Regions from separate parts of the Homo sapiens genome. Here region 2 is linked to region 1. A link is a loop called in an ENCODE intact Hi-C map of the cell type or tissue named here. Cell type or tissue: B cell. All regions are shown on one strand. Links, peaks and the distances in the headings refer to the core of each region. The heading gives the core; the rest is flanking DNA. Region 1 overlaps DNM3 (dynamin 3). Region 2 overlaps DNM3 (dynamin 3).

The links. Peaks named below come from ENCODE experiments on the same cell type or tissue, not always from the same donor. Only the 100,000 strongest peaks of a DNase experiment are listed, where the experiment ranks them.
Region 2: a loop joins it to region 1, with 1.8 times the contacts of the local background. A loop is called at or near these places in 21 of 110 quality-filtered maps.

The regions. Positions count from the first base shown.
Region 1 is chr1:172,178,849-172,191,753 of GRCh38, forward strand. The region is part of intron 14 of DNM3 (dynamin 3); the gene reads left to right. Among named protein-coding and RNA genes, the nearest start is that of DNM3OS, 40 kb to the left of the region's middle. RefSeq lists an enhancer at 2,298-2,347. In B cell, for the core only: no CTCF peak of the experiment used is centred there; DNase peaks (open chromatin) are centred at 2,203, 2,813 and 6,543; H3K4me3 peaks cover 3,826 bases; H3K27ac peaks cover 7,423 bases.
Region 2 is chr1:172,125,586-172,138,490 of GRCh38, forward strand. It overlaps DNM3 (dynamin 3), which reads left to right. Exons shown (of 21, transcript NM_015569.5): 14 at 5,590-5,703. DNM3OS (DNM3 opposite strand/antisense RNA) reads right to left here. Exons shown (of 4, transcript NR_103486.1): 4 at 11,294-12,905. Among named protein-coding and RNA genes, the nearest start is that of MIR3120, 6.8 kb to the right of the region's middle. In B cell, for the core only: a CTCF peak has its summit at 9,688; a DNase peak (open chromatin) is centred at 9,676.

The sequences.
Region 1 (12,905 bases), core at 1,880-9,879:
GGGTCACCTTATGGAGATGAAATAGAATAAGTCTTATTCCAGCTCCATGGGCATGTCTCTATCGCTTTATGTCTCAGTCCATAAAATAGAGCAAAAATGGTGATCCTCCTCTAGTCTAAAATATAAGGAATGCTTTGAACTGCTGGGTGAGCTAATACTCTAAAGCCAGGGCGGTGATAGTAGTTATCTGTGTGTACTTTGAATGAAACTGGACTTAGAATGCTGAGCTAGTTGTTTTGTGGAGCCTACTTTCAGAATGTCACCTCTAATTTTGCATTCATGAAAAGCATTCTCCTGCCTGGACTAGAATCCAAAAATTTTTTGTTTATTATTAGTGGTGACTGATTGTCATTTGTGGACTGTGATCTACATGTAATGAAGTGGAATTTGGCCACTGGTTGTGTTGCAAAGCTTTTCTGAGTAGTGTTATTGCATCTTAGTTTTGACAAAGTTTGTTACTCCCACTAGTATTTAACTGGTATTAAATTCAAGATTATATTTTCATAATGTTGTTTGGAAACCAAAAGAAAATAATTGGTATGAACGTGCTTTGAAAAGTTAAAGGATTATATAAGTATTAATTATAATTATCATTAAAGTGATTTAATAGAAGTATTATTCTACTAAAATAAAATAAGAACTGCTAAATTCAAGATGTCATTGAGAAGAGGGGAGAAGTTTTTTTTGCTATGGTTTATTTCAGCTTCTGTATAACTTACATGGACTTTCTAAGAAAAATGTATACAGGCAATATTTATAAATATGTGTGTATATTTTAATGATGCTATGCCGGATCATTTCTGCTTGGATTATTTGTGGCCTTATTTAATTCTGGACTTATTTTCCAGCATAGTTTTGGGAATACAGATTCAATAATTTTTAGATATAACCAATAAGTACTGGGTGACTACTCTGTAAAAGCACTTCTTCATATCTCACATTTTAATCTTCACAATAGCTTCATCAGAGCAGGTGTTATTACTTTTTTATGTATTAAAAAACTAAGGCTCTGAGAGGTTAATTAGATTTTCGCCCATGGCGTACATAGCAGGGATTAGACGACTAGAACCCTACCATTAGTAGATAATAAGCTCAGGTGGTGAAAATCAATTAGCTTCAGTAAAGCCTAATTGTATCTGTAAATATGTTACAAATATCATACCGTGTCTCTGAGTTCTGAGTCAAATTTGCAGTGTTTTTGAAGCAGCATTGCCTTCTGTTACCTGGCTGCTCTTGTATAGTTTAGCATGAATGCATGGCAGTTTGCCCTGTAGGAACAAATCTAGTCTATGTGGATATACTATCATGATTCAGTTAGGTCTCAAGATCAGTAAATTAATTTATGTAAAGAATAAGATACTATGTATTTCGGTTTTTCAATACAGAACCATGAGTAGGAGAGTTTGTATGTTTACTGCATGCTAACCAACACTTGTTTGTTCTTTATGGTTTACCAATTTCACTCGTTAGATCCTGACTTTTACCCTGTATCGTAGATAGGGCTGAGATTATGCACCTCATTTTACTCACAAGGAAACTAAAGCCAAAGAACAGTGTGTGATTTTCTCAGTAGCCTTCAAATATATTGGCCTAGAAAATATTCTGATAGATAAATAGTCTAAGGACAAGTGGATTCATTGTAATATCTGCAATGCATTTTATTTCTTATATAATTAAGAGCTTACTGCTAGAATACAGTGTGATTTAGGTAAAACTTCTCAACATATAGCATACTTGAGGGAAAACAGAAGATCATAAAAAGTTTCCTTCTTTTATTGCAGGAATAGCATATGATTTATTTGAAGCCTAATTATTTTCCAGAGGAATGCTCTACATGTTTCCAATAGCTGTTTTGTGTTTCTGTAGAGGGTTAGAGGAGAAGCTGCCAGTTTCCTCCCAATACTGATGTTGCAAATCTCAGAACTTTAATCTGGAACACTCTCCTCTGTTATGTATATGTATGAAAATTTGCCCTACCTATTACCTTACTTTGGCATGTGGCATTTACTTGTGAAAAATGTCACAATATCTAATAGTTTATTTCCTACTCATGGATATAAGGCAAAATAACATTAAACAAGAATAAATATCTGTTTACCAACATTTAAATGATAGTTCTTTTGTTGTCAACTGGCAAGTACGGAGCACTTACCAAGTGCCGCCACTCCGCTGGGCTCTGGGGAACACAGCTCTTCCTTAGCTGAGCTCATAATCTGGACTGTGAGGCCTACACATCAGGGCAGAAAGCTTCTAGTTTCACTTTTCATATAGTAATTTTGAAAGCATAAGAGGCTTTGCAAAACATCTTTTAAAATAAAGATGCTTCTCCACCATCTCTAAGATAAGTTGGTTCTTTTTGGCAAAGGTGATTTTAATTGTTAGTACATTTCCAAGACAAGAAATGCAATCTGTTGACACGCCCTTCAAAATAATCAGATGAAAACAAGGAACACAAATATGTCCAGCCCTGAACTCTTCATTTTTCCTCTTGATGAATCCTTTCTTATGCTTTAAAACACTTGAGTTTACACACACACACACACACACACACACACACACACACACATATTTCTGGTAGGCGTGGAGATATATATCTATATATATCTTGCTATTAGGGCAATTCCCTGAAAGATTACACTACCTTCTTTATGCATAACGTCAATGCCTGATATTAAACAGAAACGAACTATGTGACTATGCTTTCCTTTTTAAATATGTGAACGTATTTCTCTACAGAGTTGTTTTGTAGCCGTATTGCTACTAAACTGGTGCCCAGCTCCAGGCCTGCAGACTGCTGACACACAATTAATCTCACAAATTTATGAATGCCAAAGCATGGAGCAAAATGAAAACAACTGGGGGAATGTTTAAGGGAAATAATTGGACTGTATCCAGATGTGCATGTGTAAAACATCACCACTTAACTCCTCCCCCATATCCTGTCTGAAGACAGGGTTTTTTTTTTTTTTTTTGAAAATAAACTGGGGTTATTTGAAAGAAGTTGTGGTCTCTGACTAAAACTGAATAAGCAAGGCCAGGCTGGCCATAATTCTGTGTGTTCTTGTATTTTTGTTTCTTAATTAACTCATTAGGTGCTGATGAATCAATCTGCCTCATGTCTGTTTTTGGTGGGTGTTGCCACAACTTTATGAACTCTATTTAAAGATAATATGTAAGGGGTTTCAAGACTGATAGTCGATTTCTTTGAGTTTTTGGTTATAACGAACTGGAACTTTTTACTATTAGAAATAGGCAACATTATTGTAGTGTGAAGGTCATCAAGCTGGGACGTGAAGTCTGGTCAAGAGGAAAAAAATGTGACAACATTTTATAGTTTTTTTTTTTTTAACAGTCTGTCCAAGATCAGTTAGGGGAAACAAACAAACAAAAAAACGATTTCTCTAAGATGCTTAACTCACTAGATAAAGCATAAAAATGGAGATAATAATGTTGAGTTTGTGTGCATGAAATTAATTTAGGATCTGGCATCACTGGGATATGAGAAGCTAGAGGACAGGGTGCTCTGAAGAAATATTTTGCAGGTTGATGTCTAACCATCATTACATACCTTAAATGGTACTAGAGATGAAGTAATAAAACACACTTTTTCCCTCAAATGCAAATATTTCCTCAAAAACAAGATAACCAAGTCCAGCAATAAATCCAACTCATTTCAATAAAATGTTCTCCACAGACTTGCTTTTCTCCTACTCTGTTTAAGGACAAAAATAAAGATGAAATGAATTGCAATGAACCTGCTCAGAGGTACTCACTAAAGTGGAGCATAGAGAGGCCTTCTGCTCTGCATGCCCCTCCCTCTATCTGCATTGTCCTCAGAGACTGCCTGAAAATTCAAATTCTGGGCCTCATTAGGCACAGAGTCCTAAGATTGTGTTTCTGTTTTTATTCAAAGAGAGAAAACAAAAGTAGAAAAAGTTGAATACCCAATCTTTTATACCATTGCAGGAAGGCTTAAGGACCCCAATCGTCAGTTTTCCTGCAATTGGTGACTTCAATATGAGAATAGTATCAGCACTTTATTTTGAGAGTAAGTATTGATAATGTAGTATCATTCCAATTGTGCAGGTAATTATTTAAAGTCCAATTTTAATAATCATGACAACTGAGTATAGTTTCTATCAAAAAAAATTTCTTAGTTCCTTTACCAAGAACTGGTAAAAAGGCAACTTTTTAACTAAAGGGAGCTAGGTACAGAAAGGCACTGTCCTGTCCCAGACGCCAAAAGTTTAGTGGGAAGTGATGGCCATAGAGAGGGAAAGGGGATGAGAAGATCACTGGTTTCAGTATTAATACAGATATGCACATACAGCACCATCTCTAGATCATGCCTGTTATTCTCCATATCGTCTCCACATACTACCCAATAGAGATATATTTTATTTAGCCAGTTTTGGTTTCAAACACAAATAATTTCTGGGAAAGTTCAATATATTGGTTTCACACACTTTATGGATATAATATCATGATGTTGAAAATATTCTATATTATACAAAGTTTTTTTAACACAAATTAAATTTTGATGTCATAAGTGAAGACTTGGCAAATAAATACTAAGAATTATCTGTGTACCAGTATAAGGAAAATACAGTGATTCTGGGTTTCAAAACCCAAATACACTGAAACATTGTGGAGTTTTTAAAGTAAGGAATGTGCTTGGTCTGGCAGATGATAAAACATGTTAGTTGCTTAAAATTATTGCCAATTATTTTGGTAAATACATTCAAACTTTTTTAAATTTTTTTATTTTTTGTGATAGGGTCTCACCCTGTCACCCAGGCTGGAGTGCAGTGATGCAATCATGGCTTACTGCAGCCTCCACCTCCTGGGCCCAAGCAATGCTCCCACCTCAGCCTCCTGAGTAGCTAGGACTACAGGGTTGCACCACCATGCCCAGCTAATTTTTTTTTTTTTTTTTTTTTTTTTTTTTTGTAGAAACAGGGTTTCACCAGGCTGATTTTGAACTCCTGGGCTCAAGTGTTCCTTCTGCCTTAGCCTCCCAAAGTGCTGGGATTACAGGCATGAGCCAATACACCTGGCTTCAAAGTTTTTTTTTTTTTCTAGAGAATCAGCAGTGTAATAGAAATTAATATTCTAGTACTCAAAACAACAGCAATCATAACAATAATAGCAAAATCTATGTTCTTGGCTCAGTTACACTCAAGTAATAGCTTGACCTTGGATTAGTTGCTTTATCTCAATTTTATTTCTGCAAAGTAGCGTGAGGATCCCTATCCTGCTCACCTCACAAGTTGTGAAGTTCATTAGGTTTATTGTTGCAATGTTTTCTAAATCTTCTCATTAAATGATGTTAAAACCTACTAAGAACTCAAACAATCCCAGACACACTGATGGAGAATTTAGATATGTAGTCTGAATATAGCATCAGACAACCTGAACTGTTAAACAAGCAAAGAAAATTATCACAAAATAAACATGGAAAATATCATTACATTGACCACCATTTAAATTGCACAGTTCTTGTAAGACATACCCACTACATAAAATAAAACCCATCTGCAGAGACACAGCAGTTTTTCTGCAGTTGGGAGTTGGTGATTGAAAAGTAGGAATTTGAAATTAATTTTTTTTAGAAATTGAGAAATTTTATCCTCCCTTCTAAACAATGACCCTCAACACAGTAATGAGCAGCACAATCTGGAGGGTATGGTAATATCCCAGAATATGTCCCCAGGCTAGGTGCTCAGGGCCTAACTTGCCTTTTTAAGAAATTCATTGTTTCTGTTGAATGTTGCTCTCTTCATATTGTCTACTTTAAAAGACAAATACTTCTGGGATGTGTAAGCCCAGGAATGGGAAAGGAGGAAAAATCATCTTAGAGTTTATTAAGTACGGAATCTGACCCATGGACTTGATATGTGCATTCTCATTGCAGACTTGGGTTTGGGGTTTTACAAATGTAGAATCCAAATATTAGAGAAGTTCATCGCTTTCCTGTCACCCTCTTAAGGGAATGAACTGTGTAGCTGAGATTTGATCCCCTAGTTGGTCTGCCAGCAAGCCCATGTTCTTTCTTTTGCACACCCTATACCATATAATAAATTAATTCATGAGATGCTGTCTTTGTAACAGCTGAGAATTGGAACACTAAGAGAGCATCGAACATCTGGAATAGAAGTAAAGTGATTTGGAAAAAAAAAGGGAGGCTGGAAACTTAGTCAACACATAGGGGCAGCTCCTCTCACTCAGTGTTCATGCTGGGTCCTGAAGATAAGTAGGTTTTGCTCTTTGCCTCAGTGGTCTTTGACGGACTCTGGGTACTAAAGCTAAGATGGAATTGAGGGAAGCTCCTAATGCCTCCTTTATTTGCATCGGCAGTGAGATTGAAAGAGGCCCCTTCAGTGTGTGAATACCTGAAATTAAAGACTAGAAATATGCATTTAGACTGTTTACTTTAGGTTTCCTGTTTACATTTGTTCCAATTTTATTCTCTCACTGGGGAGTAGAATTGGAATGCAGAGAAAAAGGGGTGAGCACAAGACAAAGGGAAGTGAAACTCAATTTTGAAAGCAGAACCATTTTTACATTTAAGTTGAACTGTGGTTTTAAAACATTTAGCTCTCTATTGGAAACCATTGTGGGTGGGGTGCATTTGTAACAGAGCTTCACCTAATTCATTCTATATGCTTGGCAGAGGAAAGGCTGAAATCAGAGCCAAATTCCAAAGAGCCTCTGAGGGAAGCAAGGTCACACTCTATTCAGAATTATATAGCAACCTGGCCTAAACAGAAGATTTTTAATGTGTTTGTGCACTTAGGAATCATTTTTCTAGACTTTGGTAATTGTTTATCCATTTTGTGAAGTTCTATTGTAAATGTATTGCAAACACTGCTTCATAGCTAGATAAGAACAACTGCTGAATAATCTAAGTCAACTAAGTTTATTTCATAGCTGGTTTTGAAACTGGGAATAAAATAATATAGAAGGGTTTATTGATTAGTTCCACTGTCATAATAAGCCTGGAGAAATGTCTTAGGAGCCACATTTTGACTTTTTTGTCTGACGAATTTGGCCCATCCTCAAATAAAAATTGTTTTTTAATTCCAAGCAGTCATATTATGAACAGTTGTTATATTTTACATTGTTTTATAATTGGTCTCCTGCATGATAAAACTCATTTGCAAGGCAGAAAGGCAAAAATGTGAGAAGCAAGAAACCAATTTATTGTTAATCAATAATTACAATAAAAATGGGAATAAGGAGAAATGTGATTTTAACTCACTTCCTGGGAAGACATTCCAGAGTTTGGGGGATGACAGAACATCTTTTGGGTGCTTAGGGACCAAAAGGGAGTGAGGACTTCAGACTTTGAAGTTATTTTTGCTTACGACCAACCAACTTTACCTCAAAGTGCAGAGTGCTTAAAAGTTAATTTAAACGTCGGTTACAAATTCCAAGAAATGTGGAGATATAACCCAGAAAGGCAACATGACCTAGAGAGCTGAACAAGGGTTTGGGAATGTGGACTTGGTTGTTAACCCTGTGTCAGTTGCTGTTTTTTTTTTTAACTTTGTAATGATGAAATGCAGTTTCCATTCTCCTGACCACCTTAAGGTAGTACCAATCGTGGGTAAAATAATATAGAAGAGATATAATATAAAAGGGGAAATAATTTAGAAGGACAATGCTGTCCCCCCCTTTTGAAGATGACATGGATTTAGAGCAAAGTTTTGGTTATTTTTGAGAGGTCCAGAATCCAGGCATCTGCCTCTTTTGATACAAAGGCTGCTACTTCTTGCTTCTTCAAGGGACTTCTCACCCTCTATTGATGGTCAGCCCCCTCTCACTGAAGGAATCAGAATCAATTGGTGATAGAAAGTTTTGAGAGCATCATTTGCCAGCCTGGAAGTATTTTTCATCTCTACCAGTTGTTCTTTAACTTTTTGAAGTTCTGTAAACATTTAAGAACATCGTAGGAGTTATAGATGTTTTCCTTAGGCTATTGCACACATTCACAGATTGATTTCTGAAGACTCCCCCATCTTGAAGATTGTTCATGGATCATGGGTTGTGAACCCTAGCTATGGAGGGTTTGTGTCTCTAAGCTCTGAAAACCTCACCATCCAGGTTGTCCTCTCTGAGAAGCTACTCTCCATGGCCGAGTCACCTTAATGTTGAAAGGAAATATCTTTGCACATGATTTGTTCTCTTCTTATTCTGCCTGCCTCTTAAGTGTCAGAAGACCTCCCTGGAGGGAACCTCACAACTTTATGTCATTACTTTTTCCAAGGCTCACTTGTAGGTTTGGGAAGGTTTTCTTTTCTCCCTCTTTTCTTTGCATGAGAGTCTGTCCCATCTGCCTTTTCCCACCAGCAGTCCAGAGTGATCACTCTCAGATTTTTCACACCACTTACGCTTTGTATCAGCAATATGATATTCATTTTTCTCTCTTTTGGTTTATTTGTAAATTAATTTTTACTATAAAATATTTTAATACATATATAAATGGAGAATAGAAATAACACCCATTTTAATACAATCTTAGCATTATAATATACTTGCATCAGATTCTTTAGAATGGTAATTACAGTTACACAGTGAAGATCTTCACTGCCTCTGCCCTGAGCCCTTCTTTTCTTCCCTCCCTGGTAGTAAGTGCTGTTCTTTCCAAACGTGGTTCATCCTTTACTTTTAAAAATTATTCTTCTGGGTATAGACCTGATCTATTCAATGAGACTATATTTTCTTGAGAATGGATAGTAGCCTTATTTTTGTTTTTGTTTGTCTTCAGTGCTCAGGGGTCCTTAATATGTGACAGCAGATGCATGGAGGTGGGGTTGCGTGGCACTTGTGCCTCCTCATTTTAAGGTTCTTCTCCATCTTGTCCCTCAAAGATGGTTTGCATTGTTACAAATGTTAAGAAAATCACTTTTTCTCCTTTCCTATTTTTCTTCTTTCTACAGAAGAAAATTCAGATCATATGAGATTTCATGTTTCTCTGAATATCCTGTTGCTCTTCACTTCTCCTGTTTCCTTATATCAGGAATGATTCTTTGTCCTGGTTTCTCAGTTCCTTTATTTGCAGCTTTAGAGAAATAATCTTGCTTTAGGTCACCTTTAACTTTATTCAAATAGTATAAAGTAAGCAATGAAAAGGTAAAGACAATTAATATAAACCCCAAACCCACTATATATGTCTACTAAGAACAAAACTCAATAAAAAATATGCCTTGAATTCCAAAAGTATGTGTGTGTATGTATGTAATATGTGATTAAACTGACAAATTTATTTGCTTTCCAGAAATTTTGTTTCTTTATTTTGTGTATTTATACACTTTGAAAATCCATCAATTTGTCTTGGCAATTCTGATATTACTCCTATTTCACAAGTAATGAAACTGAGGCCAGGATGGCTAAATGACATCTCAGGTAGCAGAACTATTAGGAGTTAGACTAACGTCTCCAGATTTCTTTTCCTTAGGCTCAGGTGGTTTTCCTGCTTCAGCCTCCTGAGTAGCTGGGAATCCAGGTTTGCACCACCTTGCCTGGATTTTCAACAAATGGGACTGGCTCTCTAACCAGGAATTGAACCTGGGCTGTCATGACGAAAGCACCAACTCCTAACCACTAGACCACAGGGTGGAGATTTCTTCTTTTTTAAAAATCTGCCCCTCTTGTCACTGTTTCTTTTTATTGCTAAATAATATTCCATTGTCTGGTTGTACCACAGTTTGTTTACCCATTCACCCATAGAGGGACATCTTGGCTGTTTGCAGTTTTTTGGCAATTATGAAAAAAGCTACTCTAAACATTTATATGCATGTGTTTGTGTGAACATGTTTTAAATTCATTTGGGTGAATACCTAGGATTATATATAATTGCTGCATCATATGGTAAGACTACGTTTAGTTTTGTAAGAAACTACCAAATTATCTTTACAGGTGGCTGCATCATTTTGCATTCCTTCCAGAAACGAATATGAGTTCCTGTTCCTTTGCATGTTTATCTCTATTTGGCATTGTCAAGTTTTTTAATTTAAGGAGGCCCAACTTATTTTTTTCTTCATGGATTGTGATTTTGATGTTATACCTTAAAACTCTTCACCAAACCCAAGTTCCCCTAGATTTTCTCCTATGTTATTTTGTAAGAGTTTCATAATTTTGTGTTTTGTGTCTAAGTCTGTGATGCATTTTGAATTAATTTTTGTAAAAAGTGTGAGGTCACTGTGTACATGCAGTTCTTTTTCGAGTAGACTTATAGTTCTTTCAGCATCTTTTGTTGAAAAGACTATCCTTTCTCTATTGAATTGCCTTTTTCCCTTTGTCCAAGATCAGTTAACTAGATTTGTGTGGTCTGTTTCTGGGCTCTTATGTTGTTCCGTTGATCTGTTTGCCTAGTTTTTCACCAATACCATACTCTCTTTATTACTATAGCTTTATGGTAAATCTTGAATTTGAGTAGTGTCAGTCTCTGATTCTTCTTCTTGAGTATTATGTTGGCTATTCTGAGTCTTTTATTTTTCTATGTAAGTTTTACAAGCAGTTTGTTAATATCTACAAGATAACTTGCTATTATTTTAATTGGGATTGCATTTAATCTATAGATCAAGTTGAGGAAAATAGACATGTTAATGTAATTGAGTCTCCCTATTCATGAACATGGAATTTCCCACCATTTATTGAGGTCTTCTTTGATTTATTTCACTAGAGTTTCATTTTCCTCATATAGATCTTTTTCATATGTTAGTAGAAGCATATCTAAGTATTTATGTATTTATTTTTGGGGTGCTAACGTAGATGACTATATTAGCCCATTTTTGTGTCACTATAAAGAAATACCTGAGGCTGGGTAACTTACTAAGAAAAGAGATTTAATCAATTCACAGTTCTGCAGGCTGTACAAGTGTGGCTCCAGCATCTGCTTCTGGTGAGGGTCTCAGGAAGCTTACCACCATGGCAGAAGGTGAAAGGGGAGCAGGTGCTGTGACATGTTGAGAGAGGGAGCAAGAAAGAGAGAAGGGGGAGGTCCAAGACTCCTTTAAACAACCAGAACTCACATGGACTAACTGAGCAAGAACTTATTTATCACCAAAAGGATAGTGCTAACCCATTCATGAGGGTTCCATCACCATAATCAAATGACCTCCCATTAGGCCCCACCTCCAACATTGGGAATCACATTTCTTTTTTTTTTTTTTTTTCACTTTAAGTTCTAGGGTACATGTGCACAACGTGCAGTTTGTTACATATGTATACATGTCCCATGTTGGTGTGCTGTACCCATTGACTCATCATTTAAATTAGGTATATCTCCTAATGCTATCCCTCCCTTTTCCCTGCACCCCCACCGGCAGGCCCCAGTGTGTGATGTTCCCCACCCTGTGTCCATGTGTTCTCATTGTTCAATTCCCACCTATGATTGAGAACATGCGGTGTTTGGTTTTCTGTCCTTGCGATAGTTTGCTCAGAATGATGGTATCCAGCTCCATCCATGTCCCTATAAAGGACATGAACTCATCCTTTTTTATGGCTGCATAGTATTCCATGGTGTATATGTGACACATTTTCTTAATCCAGTCTATCATTGATGGACATTTGGGTTGGTTCCAAGTCTTTGCTATTGTGAATAGTGCCACAATAAACATACGTCTGCATGTGTCTTTATAGCAGCATGATTTATAATCTTTTGGGTATATGCCCAGTAATAGGATGGCTGGGTCAAATGGTGGTATTTCTAGTTCTAGATCCTTGAGGAATTGCCACACTGCCTTCCACAATGGTTAAACTAGTGTACAGTCCCACCAACAGTATAAAAGTGTTCCTATTTCTCCACATGCTCTCCAGCACCTGTTGTTTCCTGACTTTTTAATGATTGCCATTCTAACTGGTGTGAGATGGTATCTCATTGTGGTTTTGATTTGCATTTCTCTGATGGCCAGTGATGATGAGCATTTTTTCATGTGTCTGTTGGTGGCACAAATGTCTTCTTTTGAGAAGTGTCTGTTCATATCCTTTGCCCACTTTTTGATGGGATTGTTTGATTTTTTCTCGTAAATTTGTTTAAGTTCTTTGTAGATTCTGGATATTAGCCTTTTGTCAGACAGGTAGATTGTAAAAATTTTCTCCCATTCTGTAGGTTGCCTGTTCACTCTGATGGTAGTTTCTTTTGCTGTGCAGAAGCTCTTTAGTTTAATTAGATCCCATTTGTCAATTTTGGCTTTTGTTGCCATTGCTTTTGTTGTTTTAGTCATGAAGTCCTTGCCCATGCCTATGTCCTGAATGGTATTGCCTAGGTTTTTTTCTGGGGTTTTTATGGTTTTAGTTCTAACATTTAAGTCTTTTAACCATCTTGAATTGATTTTTGTATAAGGTGTAAGGAAGTGATCCAGTTTCAGCTTTCTACCTATGGCTAGCCAGTTTTCACAGCACCATTTATTAAATAGGGAATCTTTCCCCATTTCTTGTTTTTGTGAGGTTTGTCAAAGATCAGATGATTGTAGATATGTGGTATTATTTCTGAGGGCTCTATTCTGTTCCATTGGTCTATATCTCTGTTTTGGTACCAGTACCATCCTGTTTTGGTTACTGTAGCCTTGTAGTATAGTTTGAAGTCAGGTAGCATGATGCCTCCAGCTTTGTTCTTTTGGCTTAGGATTGTCTTGGCAATGCGGGCTTTTTTTTGGTTCCATATGAACTTGAAAGTAGTTTTTTCCAATTCTGTGAAGAAAGTCATTGGTAGCTTGATAGGGATGGCATTGAATCTATAAATTACCTTGGGCAGTATGGCCATTTTCACAATATTGGTTCTTGCTATCCATGAGCATGGAGTGTTCTTCCATTTGTTTGTGTCCTCTTTTATTTCGTTGAGCAGTGGTTTGTAGTTCTCCTTGAAGAGGTCCTTCACATCCCTTGTAAGTTGGATTCCT
Region 2 (12,905 bases), core at 4,903-12,902, 50 kb before region 1:
GTTTTCCTATTTGGCAAAAGAAGCTTGGGTGATATTTATGGGCAATAAATTTAAAAAAAACAGTTTGTCTCCTGCTGAACAAATGAGAACATGCCCTTTTAGCTCTCAAGGTCCTTTCTAGTCATGTAATTATGGGTTTGCTTGTTCTTGTTTACTCGAATACTCAAAACAGAATTTGATATTCAAATACTAAGAAGATGTAAGTGGCTGTTGTAGTGGACATTAATAGATTTATTTTGGCAGTTTTAAATTTGAATATAAAATTAACATTTTATATTTTCTCTTTCTCTGTGAAGGGCTTCTACCACTAATCCTATTTGTCTTGGCATTCTTTTCAAATTTTATTTAGTCTTTGACTTCTGTTCCCACTTACTTTCCTTTTTCTTTTCTTTTTATTAATTTCCCCTTATTGGTCTTACTCCTTGTGGTCTGACCATTTTTCCTGAATGTCTGCCTTTTCTTATCTCATTCCACTGTTTTACTTTGATTTTGCAGCTTCTTTCCCTCAATTCCTTAGTGAAAAGTACATTAGGAATTGTTCTTTCTAAAATCCTATTTTGAGCTGATTGTTATCAGAAAAACAAGTCCATTTGTGAAAAATGTGCTTCCTTTATTGTAAAAGAAAGGGCTGGGATTGGACTACTGCTTCTTAACCTTTTTATGATGGCAGCTTAATTGCTGACAACATCCAGTGCTGAACTCACTTCCATGGGTAACTGGTAAGAGATGTGGGTCATGTTTCTTCACAACATGGCAGCTGTAATCTTCTTTTTCCCTTCAAATTAGAAAGCATATTGCATTGCAAGTGATATAATGTCATAGGGATAATCTTAAATATATTCTAATTATTTGTATGTCCATTCTTTGAAAATTTTAACTGTTATTAGTAAAATTTTTAAATTTTTAAATTAAAATTAGCAAAATAATTGTCCTGTAGCTCAGTTGACTAAATCCACTGGACTAAATGATGTTTAATAAATATCCTTTTCAGCTACATTAAATGCTTCTAGAAATAGTGGTGCATCTTTGAGGAATGAATCTAATGGTGCCAGTAAGATCAGGCAATTTATTTAGCATCACATCAGCTTAAACTCTGAAAACTCCATTCTTGTCTTCGTTTACACGGTACCTGCTTTTTTTTTTTGACTTCATTGGACTCTTATTCCTTTTATCTTCTCATTTTCTACCTCTCCAGTGGCACCTCCTGACCTTATTTCTCTGCTTGACCTAGATTGAATGGATGATCACCTGAATTACTCTCTTGCCTAAAACCTTCAACATCGTTACACTTCTGTACTTAGGTCACCCGGATTCAGAAACTCAGAACCCTGGATCAATTCCCATTTATCATCTTATTTTCTACATCACGTGTGCAAAGTGCTGCTGGAAAAGAGAACACAATTACGCTGATTGTGTCCCTGAAAGTTTGTTCTTTGTTCTCAGCTTTCAGCCATTTAAGAAAATGAATTCTAGTTGTACCCACTCTCACTCAACTACTGGTTGCCTCAATATCACTACCTTCAAGCCTCCCTTCCAACTTCATACTCTCACTCTCCCAGATAATTTTGTCTGCTTTGTCAACAGAAATGGCAAGATCAAATATAACCTTCCTAAACTTCCTACTCTGCTCCTCACGAAGGACTTACGTCCACCCTTACTCTCTCAACCTCCCCGGCCTCACAAGATGAGGCAGCTTTATTCCTATTCAAGGCTAGACCCTTCTCTTTGCTGTTCATGTTATCCACTCCTATCTTTGTCCTTGTATCCTCTTTATTGTATCGCCAATCTCTTACTCTCTACTTATTATTATTATTATTATTATTATTATTATTATTATTATTGAGGCAGAGTCTCTCTCTGTTGCCCAGGCGGGAGTACAGTGGTGCGATCTTGGCTCACTGCAACCTCTGCCTCCTGTGTTCGAGTGATTCTCCTACCTCAGCCTCCCAAGTAGCTTGGGACTACAGGCACCCGCCAGCATGCTGGGCTAATTTTTTGTATTTTTTGTAGAGATAGGGTTTCACCATGTTATCCAGGATGGTCTCGATCCCCTGACCTCGTGATACACCCACCTCAGCCTCCCAAAGTGCTAGGATTACAGGTGTCAGCACCGTGCTCGGCCCTCTCTACTAATTATGAATCAATAAACATGCTCAATTGTTGCCCATGCTAAAGAAAGAAAGAAAGGAAAGAGAGAAAGAAAGAAACCTAAAACAAAACAGCTATCACTACCATCACCTCCTTTGACCCTGTGACCTATTCTGGTTTTAACTGTCTTCCTCTGGGAAGAGCTCTCCCCAGTCACTGTCTCCATTTTTTGTTTCCCATTCACTTTTCGACCCAAAGAACTCTGACTCCTTGTCCCACCACCACACTGGCATAGCTAAAGACACTGTGATGTCTGCATTGTACTGTCATATCCCTTTCTTGCTGAATTTGACACTTCCAACCTCATACTCCTTGAAATTCACCTTGGCTTTGGCTTCCATGATCTTATTGCTTTTGTTTCTCTGACATTCCTTTACAGACTCTTGTGACTACCTCTGAAATGTTGATATTTCCCCGAGGATTCCATCTTGAACCACTGCTATTTTGCTTGGAGTTTTACCGCTACCAGTGTTTGTGCTGAGGACTTGCAAGTCTATACCTCCATCCTAATCTCTTCCTTTTGCTTCAGAGGTCAGATCACACTCCATCTGTGTTTCCTACAGCTACCTCAAAGTCAGCATAGCCTTTGCTGAATTTGTCAACTCCTCCAGTTTCCCAAACTGGGTCTTTTTCCTCTATTCCTTCTGAATTTTAGAATGGTTGGTTTTAAAAGTTGGTAGCTGCGATAGTTTCAGAATCATTCTAAAACAGCACACAGTTCAATAAAAATATAATGTAAGCTACATATGTAATTAAAAAATTTCTGATAGCCACATTAAAAAACAAAAGGAAACATGAAATTAATTTTTACAATGAATTTTATTTAGCCCAATATATGTAAAATACATTTTGACATGCAATAATTGTTTTAAATTAATGAGATATTTTACATTATTTTTTGTATTAAGTTTTCAAAATTCAGTGTTTATTTGAACACTTATGGCACATCTTAATGGAAACTAGTCAATAGGGCTCAACCACCATATGTGGTTAGTGGCTACCGGCTACACTATCACCTACTTCTGTCTTTCCCCCTCACTAATCCCACTCTCATTCACTCATAAATCCTGTTGATTTTACCTCCTAGATATTTCTTCAGTAGGTTCATTTCCTTTTAACTTTATACATCATGGCTTTAATTCATATCCTGGCCATATTTCACTTGGGTTATTGCAATGGGTTTTATAACCTAGTTTCTCTGTTCCAGGGAGCATGCAAGATCCATTGAAACGCAGGTACTATAGTAAGATATCTACTGATACGTAGTTTTAACGAGAAAATAAGAAAGCTCAGATTCATATTTAATATTTATTTATTATACATACTGATGCCAGCACCCTTGCTCTGCATCTCTGATACAATGAAATAACTAGTATATTTTCATTGAGTGGTATGATTAGCATGCTACTTGTAAGCCCTGGTAGGGTGGGTAATGGTCTTAGTGTGAAATAATTTAACCAGCTCCTTCTTACTCAAAACTATTAAATAGATGTGATCATTTACTCTATGGAAAATAAAGTTTGATTGTATGTGTGCATGCACGGGCTTCAAGCTTCATTGTGAATAAGAATCACCTTGGCAACATATTTAAATGTAGATTTTTGGGTTTCATATATATACATTCTCATTCATTTGGAATGGTAGGTGGCCCAGGAATCTGTATTTTTATAAAGCATTTGAATGATTGTAATATAACTGGTAGAAACCATACTGTATTAGTCTGTCTTCATGCTGCTGATAAAGACATACCCGAGACTGGGAAGAAAAAGAAAAAGAGGTTTAATGGACTTACAGTTCCACATGGCTGGGGAGGCCTCACAATCATGGTGGAAGGCAAAGAGAGACAAGTCACGTCTTACATGGATGGCAGCAGACAAAAAGAGAGCTTGTGCAGGGAAACTTCCATTTTTATTCCATCAGGTCTTGTGAGACTCATTTACTATCACGAGAACAGTGCAGGAAAGATCTTCCCCCATAATTCAGTTACCTCCCACCAGTTTCCTCCCATGACACATGGGAATTGTGGGAGTTAAAAGTTAAGATGAGATTTGGGTGGGGACATAGCTAAACTATATCACTATACTATACTATCACTATACTTTGAGTATTAGTCTGTTCTTTGTGAAGTAGAGAGTTAAAAAGCCGTGGAGAAAAGTGCATTAGCCCAGACTGGAGAGGGATGCTAAATGGGGGTTATAAAAGCAACAGCACACTGAAATGGAAATTGGGCACCAAGGCAATGCTGAAACAGGGAATCAAGGGTGACAGGGGCTGGAAATATGGAGAGAGGCTTGGAAGACAGTGATGAGAACCGTGGTCTATTCCATAATTTTCTCTGGGATTGGCCTTCCTTCTTCAACTAGAAAAGTTAATAGCAATATAAAAATGAAATCTGATTATTAGGGTATTTTCATCTTCCTTTAGTAACTTACATTCATTAGTTTTTCAATAAGTAATTTTTAAACATTTCAGGATGTCAACATATTGAGGAATTTCAGTGTAGGACAGTTTTTGACCTTAGAACAATATCATCCAATTGCATTTAGCATTTCATTTCTAGTTCTGTGACAACAAAATTATCTTGTATAGAGGACATGGTAAATGATGCCCTCTGGATAACAGAATTTAACTTCACAATAACTCTGAGGGGAAAAAAACCTCACATTTTTCCTTAAATTATATAAATACTTATCTATAAATAATTTCTGTTAAATCTATAATCCAAGTTGTTAATATTTTAAAACTTAAAACCTGTTTAAAAAATTTTATGAAGATGCTACATGTTTTGTAATATGGTAGAGAACAACCAGAAGATTTAAACTTCATAGGTTTAAAATTTTACAATATGCTGTTCAAATTATAAATTAAGACTATTAAAAACTCCAAACTTTTCATTTTAGTTTATTATTTTATCTTTCTCCTTCAGTCAGCCTTATTTAGGACTAACAAGGGGCTAACTGATTGAATTGAGTTTCTTCTTTTCGTCATTTGCTGGCAGGTCTCTGGTGGAAATCCTAATGGGCTGCAAACTAGGCAAACAAATGGGCCAGTAGGCTGGAAGTGGGGAAGGGACAGTGGATATGGAGAGTCTATTGTTCATCCAGTCAACTAAATATGTTTTAATTGTAGCAACAATGCCATAAGTAGGCCTGACACAGTCTATTAGTTTGCCTCACTTCATTCTTGTTTCAGTCACTCCACTTCAACCATCGATGAGTCTGAGATTTTTATTCCATTCATTGACAGGAGAGACTTCCCTTCACTCATCTGCACTTTTGGAAGATAAATTCTCTTGAATAACTCAATGGAAGTTGAGTTTGGAGGGAAAATACTATTTTTATTGCAATTAATATCTTGTTTTTAACTTCTTAGTCCAAGACATCTAATCTCCAGTGGCTTTTGTTAAACTAAACACCTCTGCTGATTTCTGCTTTTTCGTAGGTGATTCGCAAGGGGTGGCTCACCATCAGCAACATTGGCATCATGAAAGGCGGCTCGAAGGGATACTGGTTCGTCCTTACTGCGGAAAGCTTGTCCTGGTATAAAGATGATGAGGTAAGTCACAGAGAGTGATAAAGTTTTCTTGTTAAAGTATTTCTCATTTTAAATTAACTGATATTATTATACTATGCAATTTTGAGACACCAGTGGTTCTCTTTCAGTGAGATTAAGCTTGGAATGTTTGTTTAAAAAGGCACTATTATTTTCTTATAGATTTTAAAGTTTACAATATTCGCCCAAATTTCTTTTTCTTTTTGTTTATTTCTTTGCTGTAACCATATGTTTGCTTACCTGAAGAAATGGAGGTAGGCATCAAAGTTGAAAACCTCCTTCTTTATAATCATGTCAATGTACTGGTAAAGTGAAAACAATTTTCGTTAAAGAAAGTGTTGAAGGACCCAAGGTAATAGAACATTTTAAGAGTGAAATTAATAATATTGATGCACAGTTAATAAAGCATGTTGGAATTGTTCCTGTGACATCTGTCTCAAATGAAAGGCTTTTAAGAACGTCCACATCGCTAGTCTTCAAGTGAGTCTCAGATCATTGTTTATACAAATTTTGTTCTTTGAGAATTTGATATCTATGTAAAAGCATGAATTATGGTAATTATAGTGTTCTGGTTCATGTTAGATGTTAATAATTTTGGTCCTGTGACTTACTACTCATTTAAATTTGATAGCTATAAAAGTGCAAACAAAAAACTTATATTAGTCTTACAGAACCATTTAAGTGCTAGAAATCGATACCATTAAAATGTGAGGGAGCACAGATAGAAATTAAACTATGTCTTGAAATTTTTAATAGCCCTGGTCTGACCTGATAATCTTTTGGTACTTATAATGCGGCATGCAAACATTAGATAAGGATACTCTGTGATAGCAAAACTATGTACAGGTGAGATTCTCAATTTCATGTGGCCACGAAGGGCATGTGTTCAAAGTTAAAAGTTTTTCCTATCTTGGCCTGACATCTTTTGAAAGCATTACCGGGTGCCTTTGTCATTCCTTGGAGGAAAAGTTTCATGTCTTATATAGCACTTTTCATTTCTCAGGAGATCTGTGTGTAATAGTGTGTTGAAAAATATTGGATAATTGGTTGATTGCCACTAAACTTTCTGCAATAAGGGAAATGAAATCCTATAGAAATGTATTTAAATTTTTATGTCATTGACCATAGTCAAAAGTAGATTTGGTCACTGTGATAGTATGAGGGTTAGCAGTGGTTTCTTTCCTGTGCTGGCTGCTTAGCTATCTCTGTCATTCTGTGGGAAGCTCTAGTTTTAACATAGTTTGAGGAGCTCAGAGACACTTCCCTAGATGTAAAAATCACTAAATAGATGATCTTCTTTGCTGTTCAGTTGTAATAAGGTATTTCTATTAGATATATTTTCCCTCCAAGGATTTAGATGATAATTTATGTGCATTTAAATACGTGTAAACCTTGGGACCTTTCTCAGTTATACAAGGCCGCAGAAAATATTTTACTAAGGAATCATAACAGTGATGGCTAGTGTTTTATATGTATTAATTAACTCATTTAACCATATTCAGCCTTAACTACTACTATCCCTATTGTTGATGAGAAAACTAAAAATAAAACAAAACCTTTTTTTAAAAAAGTCTTTTCTACAGGACTATTTTCCTTATTGCAGAACATTTAGTCTTGGCGAGGATAACCAACTTACCAAAGTCACACAGCTAGTTGGTGGCAAAGCAGAAATTTGAACCCAGGCTGTTGAGCTCCAGAGCCTATGCTTTCAACCACAAATAAAGGCAAGAATCCCAGAGATGCCTGGAGTTGTCCAAGCCAACCTCATCCCACAGAGGACTTATGAAGATGAATTCCAGGCATCTCAGCATTGACATGTTCCTGGGTGTTAGCAGCAGAGACACTGAAGACTCTGGAGTAGCTACTGCTGTTGGAGTGTGGCATTAGTCTGGCTCTGTGAGTCCTGAAAATAAGCCCATTGGAAGGTATAGGATGCTCTCTGTAGGGAAGGAAGAAGCTTTGAAGGCTTGGTGAGCTCTTGGTTATTGGCTCATCTCCTCTCCTCCAGACTCAGGATAATTCTTTACAAAATCACTGCCCTTGTAGCTTCCTTATGAGTACTTGATTACAACAAATGGAAAATAAATATGCACAGTTATAATATTAACCAAGTGCCATGAATACTCCCGCTCTGTGTGCTGTGTATAACCAAGGTATGGTATGGAGGGTAGTTGGGGGCAGGTGAGAGTGGAAATGACCCTTGAAATAAATGGAATTATTTAGATGAAGAAATTCTAGGAAAGGGTAGTTTCATCCATTTAGATCATTTTAAAAAAGAGGAAATGACAAAGTTACTGTTCTATGGAGCTAACAAGCAAATAGACTAGTAATAAATGTCAGATAGTAAATGCTCTGAAGAAAATAAAATGGGGCATTGAGTTAGAAAGTGATAGGGGAGGGGTCTTTAGATTTGGGTGATTGGAAGGAAGTACCACTTGAGCAGAGACTGAGATGATGAGCTGTGCAGAAGATTTTGCTGAAGAATATTCCAGGTAGAGGGAACAGTAAGTATAAAAACCCTGGAGATGGGATCCAACAGGAAGTCTGTGGCTGTAACATAGGAACAGTGGGGGAGAAAGGAGATAAAATCAGAGGTACCAGTAGATGGGGGCCTTATCAGTCCCTACCCAATGGTTTGGATTTTATTACAAGGATAACTGAAAATGATTGGAGTGTTCCAACAGGTTGTGACATGATTGGATTGATGGTTTAGAAAGATTGCCCTGGCTGCTGGATTGTGCATAATAAGTGGTATGGGGTGGATGCGTGAAGGGAGCGGGGATGGCTAGCATGGAAGAAGGGAGACCAGATTGGAAACTCTGACCATGGTCCAGGCAAGAGAGGATGGTGGCTGGGTAGTAGCTGGTGGTGAGGGTGCGGAGCACTTAAGTTCAAGGTAGCAAAATTATGGGCTACACACAGCTATGATTGAGTCACTAGCTTCTGTTACTCATTCAGAACTCTCAAGAAACAAGACAGGAAGTTCTCATCATTAAGATCATCATTGAGACTGAAAGCTGGCCTTCGTGAATTTAAGCAGGTATAATGACTAGGGGGAATGCTACTTGCAACCACAACTCAAACTCAATGATGATCTTAATGAGGAGGATCATCACCATAATGGCTAATAGTTATTGAGTATTTATAGTTCACTGAGCACATTATTTACATTCTCCATTTTAGAGATAAAGAATTGAGGCTCAAAAGAGAGTGAGTAACTTAGCCAGGTGCTAAGTGTCAGTGCTGTGCTCTTAATCATCTGAACATTTCCCAACAATTACTTTCTGAACACTTGTTATGTACCAGGCACTGTCCTAATCACTAAGGATAAAATGATTAGCAAGGAATTCATGGTACCTATTCTTATGAAGGCTCTTTCCCAATAAAGCAAACATACAAATAAATAGGAAAACCTAGCAGATGCTGATTACAGGCTAGGAAGAAAATAAAGCCAGTGATGAGTTGACATAGAGTGTCTGGGATAGAGGACACAGGTAGGGGGTACTTTACATTGGATGGTCAGAGAAGGTTTGTGTTAATGTTCTGAGGCAGGATTGAGCCTGATGAATTTAAGGAGGGTAATTAAGTCCAGTGTGACTGGAGCAAAAAGAGAAAGGCACTCTAAAGATGAGGATTTTGATATTAAGAATGATGAGAAGTTTTTTAAGCTGGAGAGTCACATGATAAGATTTGAATTCTTTACTGATTCCTTTGGTTGCCTTGTGGAGAATGGATTGGAAGAGGGCGAAACTGGACTGGGGAGTTACTAGAAAGCTATTGCTTTCTACATCTATTGTGGTCTGCATAGATAATGGTAGCTTGGGCTGGGATGAGTTGTTGGAATTTGATAAAAATGAACGGATTTAAGAGATGTTTTTGGAAGGTGAAAATTGACATGAACAACTCATCACACATGCTAAGAGTTGCAGCAAACTGTAAGCCTCTTGAGACCAGGAGACATTGTTTGTTCCCTGTCCTACCACCAGGGGACATAGCACTGATAGGAGACACTAACTAAATATTGATTGAATGAAGGTGTCATTGAGCAAATGAATGAATAAATGCAGCATAATAATTAATCACGTCCTGGCATATCAAGTGTCAAAATTAAATTATTGAATTACAGAATAAAATTACCACTAAAGGTAGATTGTCTTAAATTGTCTTAAATTTTGTTAATTTTCATCATTGAAGGTTAGTGTTTTTTTGTTTTTGTTTTTGTTTTTTGTTTGTTTGTTTGTTTTTTATCCTCTGACTATATATATGTGACTTCCTGGATTGAAAATCATTTAAACAGAAAATTAATTTCCCAATGTTGTTTTCATACATTGCCCATATATGTTGTACATTTTTGGAAAGGGATTTAGTAAAAAGCAAGATGTGAGAATAAAACAGAAACTGTCATTTCAAAAGTTTTTTGAAATGGATTTTTGATCTAGATAATTTTACATTAATACTTTAAAATCAGACTTGAAAAAAATGATGGCTTTTCTTTAACTTATGTCTAAAATGTGAATTTTAGGAGAATGGGAGACCCTGATTCAAGGAGAAAAGAGCCTTATTTTTCTTAAAACCAATGAGAAATTTGTTTTAAAAATACATAAATATGTAAATTTTAAGAGATAATTCAAATCTCTGAAGAAAGAGGACTGTTAATTTATGTATAATAAAAGCACTTAGTCAATATTTATTCTATTTCTATAGCCCAGTGTGTAAAGATTTAAATCATAATGAGCTACTCCTAGGCAAGCAGAATAATGCAACATAGGCGTTTCCAGTGGAAATCTGCTAACCTTATACTATTGAGGAAAACCCAACATCTGCATTGAAATAAGGACATTCTTTGGACTCTTAAGAAATTACAGGCCTCATTTTTGTGGGTTGAAGTGTTTGGATAACTTGATAAGGAGATTATATAATTCCCTTATAGGGATATTTACTTAGCATTGTTTTCATTTTGTAACAATAACAAATGACAAATGTAACTTCAGAAATAGGAAACAAAATGACAGTTATATCCCTGGATGATCAAAGTTGTGAGATCAAGAAGTTATAGAAATATTCAGCTCTCTTTCTAGTTTCACTTATACTTTTAAGATTGTGCATATTTCCTACCAGATCTGCACACTCCCTGTGGTGGAAAAGGTCAGCGTCGACCCTGTGAACACTGTTCACACTCCTTCGTTAAGTTATTTAGTTAGCCAAAACTTAGATATTTTCACAAAAGTCCCAGTAAATATTGAACTCTAATCCACTTATATTACTTAAAATTCTGCATGATCACAGTTGTATATTTTTTTACATACATAAACTATCTGATGTTATTCTTTTTTAATATAGGATTATTCATACAAATATTTCCATGTTCTGGTATTATCTAAAGATTTATAATTTTGAAAAAAAGAGTATTATTCAATAAACCATAATGGCCAATCCTATTCCAAATTTATTAAAAATGAGTTTAGATTCAAACCCACTCCCCTATATGCATTATTTGTCCCACTCAAAAGTTTATCCTGGAAGAGCAATATTATCCTTTATATTACCCTTTCCCAGAAGAGAAAAATTTTTAAATGTGCCTCATTTAATGACTTTAAAATACATACAAAACATTCTTTCAAGCATTTTTTTTGAAAATTGAGTAAAAAATGTTTAACAAAAAAGGTGTTAACTTTATGTTTTAAGGAAAAATATTGAAAATGTTATCCTGGAGTGCCTCACCTTAGGATGACTCTGCTGCCGTCCTAGCTTTCCCTTTGGAGTCTGAAGGACGGGTGTAGTCTCCTTAATGTTCTGGCTAGGTCATTGTCTCATTCTGGGAGCTGTCAAGCACTCTCCTGAGCCTTGCAGGGTCCAGTAGAATAATTCCATACGTGAACTCTCATAGGCAGCATTTGCAACAGGTGGTACAAGGCATTTAAGATTGGGTAGAACGATGTCGATATTCTGTGAGTAATTTTTATATTGTCTTCCTGTTTATATTCTACATTTTGTAAGTATTGTTTAGGACTTTATTTGCTAGTAATGGGACTTTTATTTAAGGCAAAAATCTGCATCGTGCAATGTATCTTGCAGAAGCAGAGATGAATTTTAGCAGATGACATATTGCCATAAGACAAGATTGTTTAAATGAGAGAAATTTAACTTTAATCATATTTGTGCTTTGTAGTTTTGCCCCATCATTCAGTTTTTTAATTAAAGAAACTATAATGTCAGGTTTGGTTAAAATATCATTGTCAGAAAATTTGAAACTCACTGGGATCTTAGCTTTAAGACTGAGACTTTCATTTTAAAAATAAAATAGCTGAATGAAAAATAGTTTGCTTTAGTTAAGAATACATACATAAAGTGTTTAATTGTTAAATGTGAAAAAAGTTTTGAGTAGCCTTGTGTTACATTTTTTAAGCTTGACCAGAATCTAAGAAAGATGAAAATTAATTTCAAATACTGAAGCTAAAACATGTTAATGAACTAAATAAAAGTTGACACATTTCTAATTTTATCCATCTTCCCACCTTTTACCCTTAAGTATTTAAAGTATTCATAGACAAAAGCCATCCCTTATCATTTCACTCCAGTTAACAGTGCATAAACTGAAGTTTGGATATTTTCTCAAAAGATGTGTCAAAATATACATTTCAAGTGCATTAACCACTTTCCTTATGCTTCTGAAGATAAATGAATTGCCTGAACATCTCAAGATCTTGAAAGTTTATAGTGATGGAAGCATAGGTTGCAAGTGAATGTGTTGGCCTTGTAAATTCTACTCCTAGAACTGTAGCATAAGCACCTTCTTAATTAAAGAATGACGCAGTCATAAATTTATGTATACCATGACGCGTGGAAGTATCAAAAATTTCAACTTTCCATATGTCAAAAGAGGAGAAACTATTATTTTAATATAGTTGAACACTAGTTGGAAATAGTAGTCTTTTCACTGTGTTTTGCCCAGACCCAGACTGGCAGAGTTAACCCAGACTGGCAGAGTTAACTCAAAGCACTTGATCCTTTGGAATACTCTTTTTCTCCCTTTTCTTTTCTCTGTCTTTCCACCCTATCCCCTTCCAAAAAAAAAAAAAAAAAAAAAAAATCATGACATAGAAAACCATACTTAGTTTATGGACAAGAATTCTTAGAATAATTTATTCTTTGTTAAGCATCAGACTGAAGTTATATTGTTTTGTTATATTGAGTTTTTATATCAA